Linked DNA regions of Homo sapiens: region 2 is linked to region 1. Evidence: read pairs that join two places in POLR2A ChIA-PET (ENCODE). Cell type or tissue: PC-9. All regions are shown on one strand. Links, peaks and the distances in the headings refer to the core of each region. The heading gives the core; the rest is flanking DNA. Region 1 overlaps GRIN2C (glutamate ionotropic receptor NMDA type subunit 2C). Region 2 overlaps RHBDF2 (rhomboid 5 homolog 2).

Region 1 (4,379 bases), core at 1-4,000:
ACTGACCCTCCACTCCCCGCCCCACCATCCTGCTCCAGCCAGGCTGGATCCCCATGTGGTCTGCTTGAGGAAGAAGTGGGTGGCACCCTGCCCCAGATCCCTTCTTACTCCAGGTTTGTGGTGAGCTTTGTGAGGGGGTTGCTTATAGGGGGGTTTCCTGAGCCAGATGTGTACACCCCCCAACTCCAGGAGAGACACAGAAACTGGAGACAGTGTGGCTCTCAGGGATCTGCCAGAATGAGAAGAACGAGGTGATGAGCAGCAAGCTGGACATCGACAACATGGCAGGCGTCTTCTACATGCTGCTGGTGGCCATGGGGCTGGCCCTGCTGGTCTTCGCCTGGGAGCACCTGGTCTACTGGAAGCTGCGCCACTCGGTGCCCAACTCATCCCAGCTGGACTTCCTGCTGGCTTTCAGCAGGGTGGGTGCCCACCCCTCCCCACACAGGCCAAAGTTTTAAGGGCACCTACCCAGATAAGTCCGGGCTGGCCATGGCCCATTTCCAGAGGTAAAACCAAGGTTCTGGCCCGGCTCATGGCTCACACCTGTAATCTCAACACTTTGAGAGGCTTAGGCCAGTGGATCCCTTGAGTCCAGAAGTTTGAGACCAGCCTGGGCAACATGGCGAAAACCCATCTCTACAGAAAATAAAAGAATTAGCTGGGCGTGGTGGTGCGCGCCTGCAGTCCCAGCTACTCAGGAGGCTGAATTGGGAGGATCGCTTGAGCCAAGAAGGCAGAGGTTGCAGTGAGCCGAGATGGCACCACTGCACTCCAGCCTGGGCAGCAGAGTGAGATCCTGTTTCTAAAAAAAAAAAAAAAAGCCAACGTCCTGAGAAGTGGCATGGCTCACCAGGGTGGCAGGGTTGAAGAGGGTCAGAGTCCCCCCCACAGGTGTGCCCAGGTTGGAACCTTCATGTGCCAGGTGCTAGCTAGAGTGATTAGGAGAATGAGTCAACCTGGGCGCTCAGACCACTCATTCATCTGCAAAGCACAGTGCCTGGCGCATGGGAGATGCTTCACAGTTAGCTACTTCCTGAGACTTATAGAAGACTGATGATGCCTTGGGACCAGGCAGGGACAATCGTGGCGGGTCCCTGAGCGGAGGGCGCTGCTTACGGCCTGTCGTCTCCCTACTGCCCAGGGCATCTACAGCTGCTTCAGCGGGGTGCAGAGCCTCGCCAGCCCACCGCGGCAGGCCAGCCCGGACCTCACGGCCAGCTCGGCCCAGGCCAGCGTGCTCAAGATGCTGCAGGCAGCCCGCGACATGGTGACCACGGCGGGCGTAAGCAGCTCCCTGGACCGCGCCACTCGCACCATCGAGAATTGGGGTGGCGGCCGCCGTGCGCCCCCACCGTCCCCCTGCCCGACCCCGCGGTCTGGCCCCAGCCCATGCCTGCCCACCCCCGACCCGCCCCCAGAGCCGAGCCCCACGGGCTGGGGACCGCCAGACGGGGGTCGCGCGGCGCTTGTGCGCAGGGCTCCGCAGCCCCCGGGCCGCCCCCCGACGCCGGGGCCGCCCCTGTCCGACGTCTCCCGAGTGTCGCGCCGCCCAGCCTGGGAGGCGCGGTGGCCGGTGCGGACCGGGCACTGCGGGAGGCACCTCTCGGCCTCCGAGCGGCCCCTGTCGCCCGCGCGCTGTCACTACAGCTCCTTTCCTCGAGCCGACCGATCCGGCCGCCCCTTCCTCCCGCTCTTCCCGGAGCTGGAGGACCTGCCGCTGCTCGGTCCGGAGCAGCTGGCCCGGCGGGAGGCCCTGCTGCACGCGGCCTGGGCCCGGGGCTCGCGCCCGCGTCACGCTTCCCTGCCCAGCTCCGTGGCCGAGGCCTTCGCTCGGCCCAGCTCGCTGCCCGCTGGGTGCACCGGCCCCGCCTGCGCCCGCCCCGACGGCCACTCGGCCTGCAGGCGCTTGGCGCAGGCGCAGTCGATGTGCTTGCCGATCTACCGGGAGGCCTGCCAGGAGGGCGAGCAGGCAGGGGCCCCCGCCTGGCAGCACAGACAGCACGTCTGCCTGCACGCCCACGCCCACCTGCCATTTTGCTGGGGGGCTGTCTGTCCTCACCTTCCACCCTGTGCCAGCCACGGCTCCTGGCTCTCCGGGGCCTGGGGGCCTCTGGGGCACAGGGGCAGGACTCTGGGGCTGGGCACAGGCTACAGAGACAGTGGGGGACTGGACGAGATCAGCAGGGTAGCCCGTGGGACGCAAGGCTTCCCGGGACCCTGCACCTGGAGACGGATCTCCAGTCTGGAGTCAGAAGTGTGAGTTATCAGCCACTCAGGCTCCGAGCCAGCTGGATTCTCTGCCTGCCACTGTCAGGGTTAAGCGGCAGGCAGGATTGGGCTTTTCTGGCTTCTGCCATGAAATCCTGGCCATGGGACCCCAGTGACAGATGATGTCTTCCATGGTCATCAGTGACCTCAGTAGCCTCAAATCATGGTGAGGGCTGGGCTTTTGCTGTCCTCTTCTCACGCAGAGTTCTGCCAGGAGGGTGTGCTGTGGGGGTCAGACTCCTGAGGCTCTCCCTTCCCTGGGGCTAGCCAGTTACTGGTCATGGCTGCTGTGGGCATGGAGGCTGGAACTTGTGGTTGAGGCAGGGCCATCCCGATCCTTGCTCTACCTGGCTAGAGTTTCTTCTCATCAGAGCACTGGGACATTAAACCAACCTTTTACAACACACTGGTCCTGGCTGCTTCATTCTGCATTCTGGAAGGGGCACAGCACAGGCCATAGACAACAGGGCATCATGAGAGTATCCCAGGTGGGATGTTTGCCTAAAGCAGGTAGGCAGGTCCCTCTTGGGGAGGCGGAGCCTTGGGAGTGTCTGGGAGGGATGTGGGAAGGAGGTGAGGCTGAGAGGGGGCTCTGGGCAGCAGAAGCCACTTGGTATTCAGGGCCAGCTCCCACCCATCCTGGCACTGGATGTAACACGTGTGCTCAGCACGGGGGCTCTGGTGATGATGGATGGCGTTCATCCCTCAGTCTCCTTGAAAAGGGAGGCTTGTGCCAGGGGTAGTGGCTGTCCTGTCCTGCCCTGCCAGGGACGCCCTGGGGAGCCTGACAGTGCCATGGTGGCAGAGGCAGAGGCAGAGAAAGGTGTGGAGCTTGTAGGCTTGCTAAACCCTGGCTGGCCGCATTCTCTCCGTGGCTGACACACGAGGCTCGGAACTGCCTGGGCTCTGGAATCCTGGGGCAGGTGGCTGCCAGGGTCAGGCACAGCTTGGCCTCGCTGGTGCCAGGACTCCTGTGGTGGGAGAATCTGCCTGCGGTCTCATCCTCTTCTCCCTCTGGGGCTTCTAGCCCACTTCCTTTTTCTATCACACATCTTTGCCTCTGGCCCATCTGAAAAGATGGCTTGTGCTTACCATTTTCAATGTTTTCACATCTGCAATCACACTTATCCCCCCTACAATGACTGTGGAGCAAGCAGGCATTCCTTCTATCCGTTCCACAAACAGTGAGCACTATTGATTCTGTCAGACCCTTTTCTAACGGCTGAAGATGTAAAGGCCAAGCCCTGGCTGTCCTGACAAGTTGGGTGGAGGCAGGCCAGAGGCTAATTCCACGTGACAGAGAGGAAGCTGCGAGGGGCGGTGCTGGCTGTCTCTGCCAGTGCCCTCCCCCGTAGCTCCTTGCTGGTTCCCAGGAAGCCAGGCTGCCTCTTTAGTCTCTGAAGACCCCACTGTTTGGGTTGGGGCCATGAGAACTGGACTTTTTTTGGGTTAGTTTTAGGGGTGAAGGCAGCTGAAACGGTAGGGGGAGATACACCTCCATTCTTGGTAGGAGAGTACCCCAAGAGTGGGTGGCCCTGTCCACACAATTTCACGCTCTCTACCCTATGGGTTTTTATGGGCTGGATCCAGGTTCAGGACAGCAGGCTGGGAGTGTGTCTAGGTGAGTGCTGGAGGCCAGCACTCTGGAAGGGAGCTTGACCTTGGTTGCAGCCACTAGTAGTGAGAGGGTTAACTGTTGGCCACCAGCCCCTGGAACCGAGCCCCTCCTCCTCCCAGAGTCAGGGTCTGCCTTTGGCCCTGGGAGGAAGGCTGTGGCAGGTGAGGCATCCTGGAGGAGCTGTGAGGACAGGGCTGCTCTGCTCTCTGCCCAAGATCATTAATAACCAAGAACTGGAAAGATCATTAAGAGCTGAGCCTCCAATGTGAAGCCGAGCCTGCTGCTGGCTCTGAGGAGGGCCGCTCCTGCTCCTGGGCCAGGCACTGGCTGCCTTGTTCCTTCTCTAGGCATATATTTGTGGCCGGGGGGGGGGGGGGGGGGGCAGGAGGATATGAGTCCTGGGGGACAGGTAGCAGGAAGGCTGCATCCTGAGTTCAGAACTAGCTTGGCCTGGCTTCCTGCACCACCAAGGGAAGGAAAGAAAGCGTGG
Region 2 (4,379 bases), core at 276-4,275, 1.6 Mb before region 1:
AAAGGCAGGAAGCGAGGTGGGACCGGCACTGCTCAAGGTGGGGCAGGAGGGCACTTGAACTGCAACCAGGAGGCTGAGAAGAGCCAGCCCCTCCTCTGTGTGATGGTCTGGGACAGAGTGACTGGCTCGGACAGAGGCCCAACATTATGGAGCACCTGCTTCATTGAGAGAGAATTCACACACCAGTCGATTCACCCATTTAAAGTGTACCATCAGTGTTTTTATTTATTTATTTATATTTTGAGACAGGGTCTCACTCTGTTACCCAGGCTGGAGTACAGTGGCGCGATCACGGTTCACTGCAGCCTCGACCTTCCTAGCTCAAGCCATCCTTCTGCCTCAGCCTCCTGAGTAGCTGGGACTATATGCACGCACCACCATATCTGGCTAATTTTTTAATTTTTTTATACAGATGGGATCTCACTATGTTGCTCAGGCTGGTCTTGAACTCCTGGGCTCAAGTGATCTTCCTGCCTCAGTCTCTCAAATTGCTGGGATTACAGGCATGAACCACCGCTCCCAACCTTCAGTGATTTTGATATATTCACAGAGGCTGGGCACAGTGGCTCACACCTGTAATCTCAGCACTTTCTGAGAGGCCGAAGCAAACTTGAGGTAAGGAGTTCGAGACTAGCCTGGCCAACATGGTGAAACCCCATCTCTACTAAAGATACAAACATTACCCAGGCATGGTGGCTTGCGCCTGTAGTCCCAGCTACTCGGGAGACTGAGGCAGGAGAATCGCTTGAACCTGGGAAGTGGAGGTTGGCAGTGAGCCAAAATCGCACCACTGCGCTCTAGCCTGGGTGACAGAGCAAGACTCTGTCTCAAAAACTATATGTGTGTGTGTGTGTGTGTGTGTGTGTGTGTGTGTGTGTACATATATATACATATTCACAGAATTGTGCCACCATCACCACAGTTTCAGATTGCTTTCATCACCCCCTAAAGAAAGCCTGCACCCTTTAGCTGTCACCCCCTGCCCAGTCCCCACCTTCCCAGTCCTAAGAACCACTACCCTGCTTCTGTCTATAGATTTCCCTCTTCTATTCCGAGCTTTCATATGAATGGACTCATGCAGAGGTGGCCATCGTGACTGGCTCCTGTCCCTGGACACAATGTTCTCAAAGCTCGTCCACGTTGTAGCTTTGTTAGGACTTCCTTCCTTTTGTGGCTGAAGGATGCTCCATTGTGTGGCTCAACCACATTTTATATTTGTGCCTTCATCTGCTGACGGGCGCTTGTGCTGTTTTCCTGCTCCGGCTCTGCAGAGCCGTGCTGCCGGGCACTTCCTGTCCAGGTTTCTGTGTGGACACAGTGCTTCAGTGTGTGAAGCCATCTGCTCATTTTTTGTTGTTGTTTGAGACGGAGTCTCACTCTGTCGCCCAGGCTGGAGGCCTGGAGTGCAGTGGCGAGATCTCGGCTCACTGTAACCACACCCCCCGTCCTGGGTTCAAGTGATTCTCCTGCCTCAGTCTCCCGAATAGCTGGGACTACAGTTGCCCACCACCACACCCAGCTCTTTTTTTTTTTTTTTTTTTTTTGAGACAGAGTTTTGCTGTTGTTGCCCAGGCTGGAGTGCAATGGCGAGATTTCGGCTCACCGCTAACTCCACCTTCCAGGTTCAAGCGATTCTCCTGCCTCAGCCTCCCGAGTAGCTGGGATTACAGGGATGCACCACCATGCCTGGCTAATGTTTTTTGTATTTTTAGTAGAGATAGGCTTTCTCCATGTTGGTCAGGCTGGTCTCGAACTCCCGACCTCAGGTGATCCGCCCGCCTCGGCCTCCCAAAATGCTGGGATTACAGGCATGAGCCACCGCGCCCAGCCTAATTTTTGTATTTTTAGTAGAGATGGGGTTTCACCATGTTGGCCAGGCTGGTCTTGAACTCCTGGCCTTAGGTGATCCGCCCACCTCAGCCTCCCAAAATGCTGAGATTACAGGCGTGAGCCACTGTGCCCGGTGACATCATCCACTCATTTGCTCCTCCAGACGCTTCTCTGGGGAGGAACCGTTACTCTCCCCCTTGTGCAGGTCAGGACTTGGGTGATGAGTTGTCAGGTGACTAACCCGACAGCAAATGCAAGACCATTGGCCCAGTATGCGCTGCCGGCTCCATTGCTTTTGATCATGAACCCCACCCCCAGCAGAGCTTGGCCAGTTTGAGACAATGAGGGGCCCAGGAAAGCTGGGTCAGGGGTAAGCAAGGGCACAGGAAGAGACGAAGAGAGGTCCTGGAAGTCCCAGTGAGACGTTTGGACTTTGGGTGAGAACAGGAAATCCTGGGAGAGAGTTGAGCAGGGAAGCAACAGGTGTGATCTATGCTTTTGGGAGGTGACCCCAGCTGCGGTGCGGAGAATGATCAGTCTCAGGGGGCTTGAGGCAGCAGGTAGAGGAATTGAGAGAGTGGAGTGAGCCTCCAGGTGAGGAGATGGTGGAGGTGAGGTGGAGATGGTGGAGGTGAGGTAGAGATGGAGGAGGAGGACAGGTTCAGATGGCTGCTGTCTCGCCGACCCGTGCATGCCACGCCTCAGCCCACACACGCCCTTGGCTGAAGGGCTCCCAGGGAGATGGGTATGGAGTCCCTGGCTTCGTACAAGGAGAGGAAAAACAAAACTTGCCCAGGAACCTTGGGATGTGAAGGAGAGGAAACAGCTGGGGGGGTTTATTTTTATTTTTATTTTTATTTTTGAGACGAAGTTTCGCTCTTGTTGCCCAGGCTGGAGTGCAATGGTGCAATCTCGGCTCACTGCAACCTCTGCCTCCCGGGTTCAAGCAATTCTCCTACCTCAGCCTCCCGAGTAGCTGAGATTACAGGCATGCGCCACCACACCCAGCTAATTTTTTGTATTTTTAGTAGAGACGGGGTTTCTCCATGTTGGTCATGCTGGTCTCGAACTCCCGACCTCAGGTGATCTGCCCACCTTGGCCTCCCAAAGTGCTGGGAGTACAGGCATGAGCCACCGCGCCCGGCCACAGCTGGGGGTTTTAACAAGAAGACGGTCATGGGGCAGAGCAAGAGACGAAACGAAGAGAATGAAACAGGCAGAGGGTGTTAATTCTGGTGGAGTCAGAGGGGAACTGGGGACTGGTGGCACACGCACAGGAAAGCCCCAGATGGGGTACTGGGCAACAGCCACTGAAATTTGGGATGTACTTACTCTTCAACCCAGCCATTCTGCTTCCAGAACTTGGTCTTGTAATAGTTAAACAAGCACACGCGGTGTATGCAAGGGTGTTAGTTGCAACATCAGACCCATGTCTCAAATTCCGGAAACATCCTAAATAACCAGCAGTCTGGACTTAAGTAAATCTTGGTGCATTCCACTTATGAAATCTTTGCATTCATCAAAAAAGACAAGAGGCCTAGGGCCGGGTGTGGTGGCTGAAACCTGTAATCCCAGCACTTTGGGAGGCCGAGGCAGGTGGATCACCTGAGGTCAGGAGTTCGAGACCAGCCTGACCAACATGGAGAAACCCCATCTCTACTAAAAATACAAAATTAGCTGGGCGTGGTGGCGCATGCCCGTAATCCGAGCTTCTTGGGAGGCTGAGGCAGGAGAATCACTTGAACCTGGGAGGTGGAGGTTGCGGTGAGCCGAGATCGCGCCACTGCACTCCAATCTGGGTGACAGAATGAGACCCCATCACAAAAAAAAAGAAAAAAGAAAAAAAGTAGGTCTGTCCGTATGTGTTGACAGGGAAAGATGTCTACAATGCAGGTAAAATGATAGAGTGTGGGCTGGGCTTGGTGGCTCACGCCCATAACCCCGGCTACTTGGGAGGCTGAGGCAAGAGAATTGCTTGAACCTGGGAGGTGGAGGGTGCAATGAGATTGGCTCACAGCAATCTCTTCCTCTCGGGTTCAAGTGATTCTCCTGCCTCAGCCTCCCGAGTAGCTGGAACTACAGGAATGAGGCACTATGCCTGGCTAATTTTTGTATTTTAGTAGAGATGGTGTTTCACTGTGTTGGCCAGGCTAGTCTCGAACTCCTGACCTTAAGTGATCCATCCACCTTGGTCTCCCAAAGTGTTGGGATTGTACGTGTAAGCCACCACACACAGCTGTGTGATTTTTTTTTTTTTTCAATGAGCATATGCCACTTTTATTGTTAAACAGTGTTCTCACTATGGGGGAGAAAAGTGCCAGACAGGTGGCAGTTTCAGTTATCTTTTTTTTTTGAGACATTTTCTCACTCTGTCGCCCAGGCTGGAGTGCAGTGGCATGATCTTGGCTCACTGCAACCTCTGCCTCCTGGGTTCAAGCAATTCTCGTGCCTCAGCCTCCCAAGTAGCTGGGATTATAGGCATGCGCCACCACACCTGGCTAATTTTGTATTTTTAGTAGAGACAGGGTTTTACCATGTTGGCCAGGCTG

Evidence for each region. ChIA-PET counts read pairs that join two places held together with the same protein. Peaks named below come from ENCODE experiments on the same cell type or tissue, not always from the same donor. Only the 100,000 strongest peaks of a DNase experiment are listed, where the experiment ranks them.
Region 2: POLR2A ChIA-PET joins it to region 1 with 5 read pairs; 1 of 35 experiments calls an interaction of 5 or more read pairs at or near these places.

What each region holds. Positions count from the first base shown.
Region 1 is chr17:74,840,319-74,844,697 of GRCh38, reverse strand. GRIN2C (glutamate ionotropic receptor NMDA type subunit 2C) reads left to right here. Exons shown (of 13, transcript NM_000835.6): 12 at 190-422; 13 at 1,145-2,675. The coding sequence ends at 2,263. Among named protein-coding and RNA genes, the nearest start is that of GRIN2C, 17 kb to the left of the region's middle. RefSeq lists silencers at 1,654-1,713, 1,794-1,873. In PC-9, for the core only: a CTCF peak has its summit at 1,667; a DNase peak (open chromatin) is centred at 1,897; H3K4me3 peaks cover 667 bases.
Region 2 is chr17:76,482,577-76,486,955 of GRCh38, reverse strand. The region is part of intron 2 of RHBDF2 (rhomboid 5 homolog 2); the gene reads left to right. Among named protein-coding and RNA genes, the nearest start is that of RHBDF2, 17 kb to the left of the region's middle. RefSeq lists silencers at 1,523-1,723, 3,003-3,203, 3,115-3,409. In PC-9, for the core only: no CTCF peak of the experiment used is centred there; DNase peaks (open chromatin) are centred at 2,045 and 3,285.